2 separate regions of the Homo sapiens genome follow, and region 1 is linked to region 2. The links are chromatin contacts, found by Hi-C or POLR2A ChIA-PET in ENCODE. All regions are on one chromosome and are shown on one strand. The core of a region is the stretch at or near the end of the contact, and the rest is flanking DNA. Distances in the headings are between cores, read along the strand shown.

Region 1 (4,730 bases), core at 778-3,277, 3.3 Mb after region 2:
TCCCATGGGGCTGCCGTTCTGCTCCAGCCGGGCCACCTTCACTGGGGGAGGCCCCTTGACGTCCGGGCTGCCGCTCCGCCGGTCGGGGCTGTCCCGCAGACACGGGCTCTCGCTCCGCCGCTCCATGCTGCTCCGACTCGGAGACAAAGTTCCCACCGGCAGGTCGCAATAAAACGCACAGGGACCTAGGGAGGGGGTGGGGGGAGGAAGGGGGAGGGAGAAAAAAGAGGGAAAACCGCTCATACACGTGATAGACGTTCAGGCCAGTGGCAGAGCGCTGCACCACAGCCACACAAACTTCCTCCCACGCTGCCCGAGGGGCCCGAGCCGGGAAGCCGGTCCCAACCTTACACTGGGCGGCCCCCAGGAAGCCCAGCGCCTCGGTTCGGCGACTCTGCCCAGTCGCAGCTCCCCAGAAGTCAGCCCTCGGGGTCGCGGCCGGGGTTGGCACCCAGGGGCGCCTAGAAGTGGTCCATTCATTGGGACGGGGTTGGCATAAACCGTTCCTGGGTGCTACAGCCTAGCCCGTCCCGGGGTCAGGGTTGCGGAATAAGTGAACTTCAGAAAAAGACGTTCCACCCACATGGGAAGGGAGTTGGGGGTGTGCGCAAGTCCATAACCGAATTAACCACCCGGTAAATGCGCTGTGAATGGCCAGGCAGGAGCCAAAGGCCGGGCGAAAGAACCCCTTGAATACCCGCTTTTTACCTATACGGAGCAAGTCCTGAGATAAGCACACACCTGCATAAAATCAACCCTAATTCCACATTAATAAGCATCCGAAAACACTTGGAGGTATTTATCAGAATAACCTCCATCACAAAGGCGGGCGCTACAATCGTTATTATTTTGGAGCGTTCTTATCTTCATCTGATCCCCAGTGCTTTTTTAAAGCTCTTCAATATAAAACACAAAAGCAAAAAGCATTTGAATTCTTAGTGCAAGAGCAGCCTTCATCCGCCCCAATTTTAACATCGCTCCAGAAAGTTTTCCTCTGGGTCACTAGGTTGGCAGTGCGCTCCCCACGGAAGCCGCAGGTCTCGACACCCCTGGATTGGGGGGGTGGGGGGGGGCGGGGAAGGAGGGGAAACACCTGATGAAACGGCGCTCGCGTTGTCACTGACACCCGCAAGAAGCAAGACCCCGGCACCGTACTGCGTGCGCGCTGGGAATCCTCGTGGGCGCTCTGGCCGCGCGAGCAGTGTCGGCGCCACGGGTCAAGGAGACAAGGTGGGGGTGGCAGGGGGAGGTGAAAGGAAGGATGCGAGATGAAGACACGGAGCAGGAGGGCTGAGGGCGAGGCTTCCGCCTGCATTCCCCGACTTCGCGGTCCGAGAGGCCGAGAGCGGCGGGGAGGGGACTTCGTTGGCCCTGGGCTTCCCCGAACTCCCGAGCGCGGCGCGGGAGCCCTCGCCCTGCGTACTTACTGCTCACGGTCTGTCTGAAACTTGGCTGACTGGGGCTCTGTCCATGGAGCAAAAGTAGAGAATCCAGGGTGGAAAGTTTCTGGTGCTTGGCTTTGCAGTGTTCTCCTAGTCTTCCTCTTTACTCCTTCCCCTTCCCTCTTCCCCAGGTCCTAATGTTTAAGGTCCTGGGTCAGGGTGTCTTCTTCTGGTGCGGAGATGGTTGTTATGATGATGATGGGGGGAGGGAGGAGGGGGAGGAGGAGGAGAGGGAAAGGACTCCTCCAAAGGGACACCCGAGCGAGCGGGGGAGGGGACGGCGGAGGAGGGGGGAAGAGAAGGAGGCTGAAAGAGCCTTTTCACACCTTCGGGAAGGAGACCCGTTCTGGAGAGAAAGGGCTGAGAACCCGGAGGCGGCGGCGGCGGCGGCGAGCCGGGGCTGCTGGTTCGCAGGGCGGCTAGCTCGCGAGGAGGCGCGGCCAGAGCGGTGGGACCGGTAACACCAAGAGCCGAGAAGACGCAGGGACCCGGGACCGCGCGCGGGAGGAAACGCGGCGGCCGCCCAAGCTGTCACCTCCAGCCTCTCCCCTCTCGGCCGCCTCTGCCAGCAGCCAGAGCCGGACTCACTGACAAGCCGCAGAGAGAGACACACTGAGAGGGAGATGATTATTAGTTGCGTTGAGTCATCAGGCAAAGTGAGTCCTTTTGGGTTGTCCTCGGTTTCCGATTTCTCCCCCTCCCCCTTTCGGTCCCCAGATCTAGCGCCTTCAAAATAATAATTTGGGGTGGGGGTAGGGGAAGTCTCTGGATTATTTCGGGATGGGGGTGGGGGGGATGGATCTAAACCCAAGCCAGACTGGTCCACCGCAAGAAAAGAGGGGAGTGGGGGGCGGGGAGGAGGGCTGGGGAGGTTGCGGGGGGAGGGGGGCCCCGCCTGGCAGGAAATTAAACATCAATCAATCAATCGCTGTGAGCACGGCGACCCAACGGCGGCGGGGCTGCGAAGGAGGCAGAGGGACAGGCGAGGGGCGGGTGGGAGGCAGGGAGGAGGGAAGAGGAAGGGGAGAGTCGGCGGTCGGAGCGGGGTGACGAGGACCTCATGCACGAGGCGGCGAAGGACCGATGGCAGAGAACCGAGTGCGGCGCGAGGCGGTGGCCGCGGCCAGCGGGTGGGTGCGTCTGGGCGCAGGCGGGCACCGGGGCCCAGGGTCTGGTCCTCCTCCTTGTGGCGGGTCCAGGGCGCGGCCGCCTCGCCCAGCCCCTAGGCGCACTCGTCCCGGCGCGGAGGCGGCGGCGACAAGGCAGTCGCTGGGTGCCGCGTCTGCCGGCGGAGACGCAGACCGACGCGCAAGAGGCGACCGCGGCTGCCTCGGCTCCCAGCTCTGTTAACTGCGCGGAGTACTTTCGACTTTGGAGATAGGAGGGCGATCGCCTCCCCCACCCACCGCCTCCGCCCACCACCCACCGCCTCCGCCCCTCCGAGCAACTTTTCCCGGTGCCTGCGAGCTCCCCCTCCGCGCCGAGCCGAACGTCCCGGCCCGCCGCGCTTCGTGCCGCCGCGCGCGCAGGGAAGGCCGCTTCTCCTTCAAAGCTGGCACGGCCGCGAGTCCGGAACAATAGTCGGGGTGTCCCGAATGCCAGGAGCACGGCCACTGCCCGCCGGGCTGTGGGTGGCACAGGAATGGGGGTTGCGTGGTGGATGCAGAGCGGGGTGCATCCCTGGATGGCATCGCTGGAGCGCTCGCCGCTCCGGCGACATCGCGAGCGGTGCAAACCGGGCCGCCTGGAGCCCGTGACGCGGTGGCGGCGAGGGCGGTGGGGCTGCCTGTCCTCGGGCTACAGGACTGGGGCTCCTGGGGACCCCAAGCTGCTCGAGCCCAGGGCTGCTGGCGCCAACAGAGCTGTGCCCTGAGGACCCGGCCTCCCCGCCCGGGGGGAGGCCGCACAGGAGCGTCCCCAGCAGGTCCCGCGAAGGCGTAACAGAGCCACAAACTTTTGCCGACTCCCGCGGCCGCGGCCGCCGGCAGCCCGACTCCGGCCGCGGTGCTCATTTAAGGTGGCGCGGGCACTAGCCGAGCAGGCTGGCCTCTGGCCGCGCTTTTGTCCCTGCGATTCCGCTTGGGCGCGCTGCCTCCTTAAGGAAAAGCACGTGGGCAGGGGCCGCAGCCCCCGCGAGATACCCGGGGCGTCGGCGGACATTAGCCGCTAGGACCTTAGGCGAGAAAATGTGGACGCATCCCCGCCGGCCCTGAGGCCAGAGAATCCCCCCTCAACTGGTTGCACCTCATGTCCCTCCCGCACACGTTGACTCTCCCTCCTAATCCCCAGGACCCCGAGGGCTCTCCCACATCTCCCGCAGCAAGAGCCACCGATCCCCCTTAAGAAGCGTTGACTGTACGGCGGCGCCAGAGGGCCAAACTAAGTTCGGTTTCGGGAAACGCTCTCGGGAGCAGTTCTGTAAATCCCTGCTGGGAGCAGAGACTGCGAAAAGCTGAGTCCGCCGATCGTGCCCGGGACAAGGCTGCCTTCCACTCGCCCTCGCCGCATCTACCTGGTAGGCGGCATGCGCACGGGCTTAGAGGCTTGAGAGCCTCTGGAAGAGAAAGGGTCCCAGGAAGGAAACCTGCCCCCGGCCTAAGTGTCGGCGCCCAGATCACCACGAACCCCGCACCTAGGCGCCGCCCACCAAGTTCCAAAGAAGTCCGAGGCGACCTGGGAGTCGGTCGGATCCCAGCCGAGAAAAGAAACAAGCAGGATAGCAATTCTTAGGGGAGCCACCCTGGGAGTTTTAGGCAGCGTTTGCCTTTCCCTGGTTTTCTTCACCAAGCCCCATCCTCCCCCCGCATACCACCCCCAGTCAAAAGAGTGGGAGAAAATGCACAGTTCGAAGTCGGTGAGAGCAAAAATGGGTCTAGTAAATCAACCCGTGGTGGTAGCTAAAAGGTTTGGGGCTGCAAAGAAACAAACTGTAAGTTTTGAGCAACAAACTTTTTCTTCAATCTGTAATATGTCGAAATGGGAAGGGGGTGTTGCAAAAGCCAACTACCACTGTCAAACTTAGCCCGTTTACAACATGGGGAAAGGCGTATTTCTTACTAATATCTCAACAACGATAACAATGCTGTATCCTTCCTTACCTTGATGTTGAACTGCGAATCCTCCTCCGGATCAATGTCCAGGAACTTAGAAGAATTGGTGATATTAGGAGTTCAGTACTTCTGGAAAAAAATGCAAATGGTTTAGCCAGGATCTTTCCTGTCTGATTCGTCACTATTATTATATCTGATGATGCGAATGGTTGGAGCGATTCAATCCTAAGTCATTAAT
Region 2 (4,573 bases), core at 1,211-3,710:
CCAGGCTGGAGTGCAGTGGCGTGATCTCGGCTCACTGCAACCTCGGCCTTCCGGGTCAAGCAACTCTTCTGCCTCAGCCTCCCGAGTAGCTGGGACTACAGGCGCGCGCCACAATGCCCGGCTAATTTTTGTATTTTTAGTAGACACGGGGTTTCACCATATTGGTCTCGAACGCCTGACCTTATGATCCGCCCGCCTCGGCCTCCCAAAGTGCTGGGATTACAGGCTTGAGCCACTGCGCCCGGCCAGAATACTATTCTTAACTGCCAATCTTACATACAGAAAATGTGAATTACAATATACTATGCATGCAATTTTAAGGCAATTTAACGATTAAGTGAAAGTGTTATTAACTGAATTCCTTGACTTCTTGTGTCTCTAAAATTAAAGCAAAAATATTTTCATAAGGAAATTCTCCCTTATAATTATCAAAGAGCTTTAAAACATGTTAAAATGTTCACTTAACAAAAGTAAAACAGAGCAAGCTTAAAAATAAAATTATCTGATTAGAAACGTCAGCCATAAAAATGCTTGTATCTTCTTCAAATTTGTTACTCATATGCTAACACAGCGATTAGTCAAACCTCCAACTTCCTAAAAACGCATTCTATCTTAACCAAATCGTAATTCACTAATCAATGATCCCAAGAGAAACCGCAACCATTCTATTCACACACAAAAAAGGATGGTCTTCAATTACAGAAATTCTACTTTTAAAAAGTCTTGCCATGTAAGCAAATATATTTCACCTCAATTTTGGATCCCTACTTTAGAAAAAAAAAAAGATCTAAAATGTACAATATGTATCTCAAAAATAAAACATCTATTAATACCTCCAATTATTAAGATACTAGAAAAAGTTTAATTGAGCATCTGCTCAGAGGAGGAGGATCCGAGGCAGATGAGTTTAAAACTTTTGCACCGCTTCTATGGACCAGTTTTCTTAAAAAATACACAATCCTAGGGGTACACGGTCTAATATTTATAAAATAAGCACTTGTTGAAAATTACTTCCGAACAGTTCACCATAAAACTAAAAAACAGTGTTATCAATGAGAAAGTAGGTTTATTTTCCTTTAATAAAATTGTGCTCCTGGGTTCAAAATGCCAGGTTACATACGCTGCCACTCATTTCTACAGAGCTATGCTGTCTCCGCGCAGACATTCTCATAGACTTGAAAACGTAAAGTGGCCACACCACGTCAAACGTCCCTGGCAAGGTTCTGCTTATCATTAGCACCACAGATGTAAACATTACGTCGACAAAACAATCGGTGAATGTGATACACAGTCCTCATGTGTTTAAATATTAGTGAAATCTGATAAGTATTACGATTTTAAAAACGTATTTTCTTAATTCCAATTTCCAAATTGATGTCAGAGTGCCTCTAGTCCAGACAGAAACTAATGCCAGCTACCAGCTGCTATAAAGCCTCTTTCAACTTTGTCTCTACTTCTCCCTCGGAGGAAATTCAAATGAAACGCTTTTCCCTACAATAAAACAAAGAGCCTGGGTAAATGTCAAAAATCGTTGGCATCCAGTAGTGGTATAGTTTGAGGATGAGTCGTGCACACTAAGTGGGTCACAAGGCATCAAAGCAAAAATCAGATCGCTGAAAATCACGGAAACAGCTGTAGCCCGTCTTGATCTCTCGCTGGTTTTAAAACACTGTTCCCAAGCAGTAACTGAAAACGTCCCACAAGATGAACACGAACTTTCTCTAGACGAAAGGCAGCTGGGAGCAGGACGCGTCCACGAGTCCCGATGGGAACGCGCCCACGCCGCAGCTGGGACTCGGGAGAGGCTAGGGGGACCGCGTGGCCTTGCTGTGGAAGGGACCCGCGCGGGCCCGCCGCGAAGGGGGCCCTGCCTGGCGCGACCTGGGGAGAGCCGGGGCCGGCCGGGTGGAGGGCGCACGGGGACACACGGACACGCACAGACACAGACACGCGCCCCGGGCTGAGGAGGGTGGTGGGAGGACCGCCGGCCGCCCCCCGCGCGGAGCCCCAGGGAACCCGGACTCCAGCCGCAAAGCGGAGAGGCGCCAGCAGCAATCAGCCACCTCAGGGGCGGCGGAGTCCAAGCCCCTCTCAGCCGGACCGTACCGCCTAAACCCTCCTCGGGTCCTCCTTCCTCACGTATGAGGTCTCTGTACCGAGGCGGCTGGTTCCATCGCAGCCCCGAGCCAACCCGCCAATCCCGCAGGACACTAACCGCTCCGGCCGCCGCAGGTTCTCCCGGGACTGCCCCCTCCAGGGGGCCGCTGTCCCGCCCCACGCCGGGGGCCGCCACAGGACGAGTTCTCTAGCTCCAGCCGGGCGAGGCGCCAGGGAGCTCCGAACGTGGCAGGATCCACTTTTACTTTTCCAGACAAGGGCCGACGGTTGTGACCTGGCTTCTCGTGAAGTGACTCCTGGCGACAGCAGCGGAGAGGACTACCGAAGCTTGCAGTCGCGGTTTGAAAACTGCAGCCGCGTCTGGGGCATCGCCGTTCGCCAGATCCCTCCCCCTAGGTCGGGAGAGCCAATCGGAACGGGTGCGGAGGGTGGGTCTGTCACGTGACGGGAGGGGCGGGGCACCGGCCGGGGGCGCGTGTGCGGGGCGGGGCCCGGCGGTGAGAGGGTGCGGCGCCTGGCTGGCCCGAGGCGGGGCGGGGAGGCGCGGCGGCGTGGCGGCGCAGGTGGGGCGCACTCGGGCTGCCGCGAGGGAGGGGCGGAGGGGGCGGCGCTGCAGAGGGGGCGCGCGGGGCTGGAACTACTGCTCTGTGTACTCCTTCCCACCTTCAGAGAGGTCAGTTCGAGAGGTGTGAATATCCGGAGACCGGGGAGAAGGAAGCCGCAAAATTCGTCCCAGCTGCCTGCGACTAGTTACCAAACTTCAGTGCCTACCAAAGACCTATTTTCTGACTCTTCTTGAGAGTCTTCCTTAGGACCGGAACGTACCCTGTAAGTGGAGAACCCAGTTTGCTACAACTTGGCAGAGGTTCCTCGGAGTGTCAACATCAGTTGGGGATTTATGGAACCTAGACCCCACTGCTAACGTCCGCTGTCGCGAATGGTGTCCCTTCTGAGGCACTGACTGAAGGCAGTGTAGGGAGGGTCCCAATAGGCTGAATAGCCGATTTTGCATTTATAGTGCTAAGGAAAAAGATGAAAGCCCTCAGCAACCTACTCAAGATCTGTTATCCTTTGAAGACAGTGGAAATTTTCAAAGTTCTGTGCAAGACACAAATGTTTTACATAGATATATAATCCTAGTTTATATGTATAGGATACACACATACTCATACATATATGGGATTAGTTATGTAATCTAGGATTGCTTTCAGAGGACATTTACGATAATTGCAGAAAACCCTTCCGTGGGAAAGGATACTGGGAGTGGAGTCGTCCTCTTGCTTTCAAAAGACTTAATGTTCAGTTAGCATATAAAGGACAGGTTTTCTTGTTCTATCCCAGTAAGCCAAGCAAATTCCTGTGAAGCTAGCTGTTTCCCTTTCCTACTGCATTTTCCCCAAGATAAAGGTATAGAATGCATCACAGCCCTTTTATGAAGTCTGTTTGTTGTTACTTAGGTTAACTCCTCCTCCCAGGTTAATAATGTCTTGCCCCTAAACCTTGTCAAATGGAGAATATTGCTTCCATCTATCTAATTTCTTGTTGCTAACAATTGGGCTGACTAGAGAAGCCTAAAGTTAGGATGAAAATAAAATGCCACACACTGGAATTAACTTTTCTGGGGTATAAGAATCCGTAAGCAATGAGACTGTTCCCATCTTTTCTTTCATGAGCATAGGTGTTGCATTCCAGAGGTCTCAGCACCAGTACCAAAACTAGTAACCTCTTGGGGGTCACAGGATTACATCATTATGGTGGTTTTGGGGTTGTGTGTTTAACTTTGGACCTCCTTAATTTCAACATTTCATCAATTGCCAGCTTTTAGCAATCTTCTCACACTCACCCCATACTCCCCGTCACTAATCCAGTCCCAGATCACTTCACACCTAGACACAGACTTTTCTCTCTCTGGCACCACTGTAAGCCAGTCCTCTTGGTCACAATACCTCTGCTGTAACCAGCCAGCCTCCTAGGGATATTGTCATGTCTTGCATTTTCCTGCTTCTGCCTTAGCTCCAGCTTATCACCATCCTCCTCATCCATACCTGTTCATCAGTTTCTGACTTTAAGAAGGTTACCCTCTTCAGGAATCAGAACTCTGCTGATTCCTACTTTCTGTTCCCAGCCTGATCACCTCTGCCTTATGTTCTTTGGTGCAGGGCTGATAGTTTGTGTTTCTTTTATGACCCTAAATAGATTGTTAACCCTTGTGCCTGATGTCAGATTTGTTAACTAGGACTTACCACACTATCCCAAGGACATTCAACTACACTTACTTGGTCTCAGGCACTGTGGTTCAAGTAACAAGGAATTCCTGGTGCTGAGGAGGAGGCAGTACATCTGTGGCCTTGCAGGAAAATTCAGAAGTCAATACATTCCTCCATCCACCTCATTTACCTAAACTCATTCATCACCGTGTCAAAGATATATGTTCCTGCTCTCATTCCCTTGAGTA

The links. Hi-C counts contacts between places; a loop is a spot of excess contacts on that map. ChIA-PET counts read pairs that join two places held with the same protein, here RNA polymerase II (POLR2A). Pooled maps may share reads with other maps.
Region 1: a map of sigmoid colon shows a loop between it and region 2 (7-fold over the local background). The contact joins the promoter of SATB2 here to the promoter of STK17B in region 2. A Hi-C loop is called at or near these places in 1 of 168 maps with a recorded cell type or tissue (sigmoid colon) and 7 of 50 pooled maps. POLR2A ChIA-PET finds 5 or more read pairs at or near these places in 1 of 52 experiments (PC-3).

Annotation. Positions count from the first base shown.
Region 1 is chr2:199,455,912-199,460,641 of GRCh38, forward strand. SATB2 (SATB homeobox 2) reads right to left here and starts at 2,028. Exons shown (of 11, transcript NM_001172509.2): 1 at 1,428-2,028; 2 at 1-185. The coding sequence starts at 126. RefSeq lists a silencer at 3,219-3,348 and an enhancer at 3,615-3,909.
Region 2 is chr2:196,169,118-196,173,690 of GRCh38, forward strand. It overlaps STK17B (serine/threonine kinase 17b), which reads right to left and starts at 2,461. Exons shown (of 8, transcript NM_004226.4): 1 at 2,216-2,461. It overlaps LOC101927454 (a long non-coding RNA gene), which reads left to right and starts at 2,422. Exons shown (of 2, transcript XR_923737.2): 1 at 2,422-2,514; 2 at 2,788-3,731. RefSeq lists silencers at 1,787-2,006, 2,527-2,756.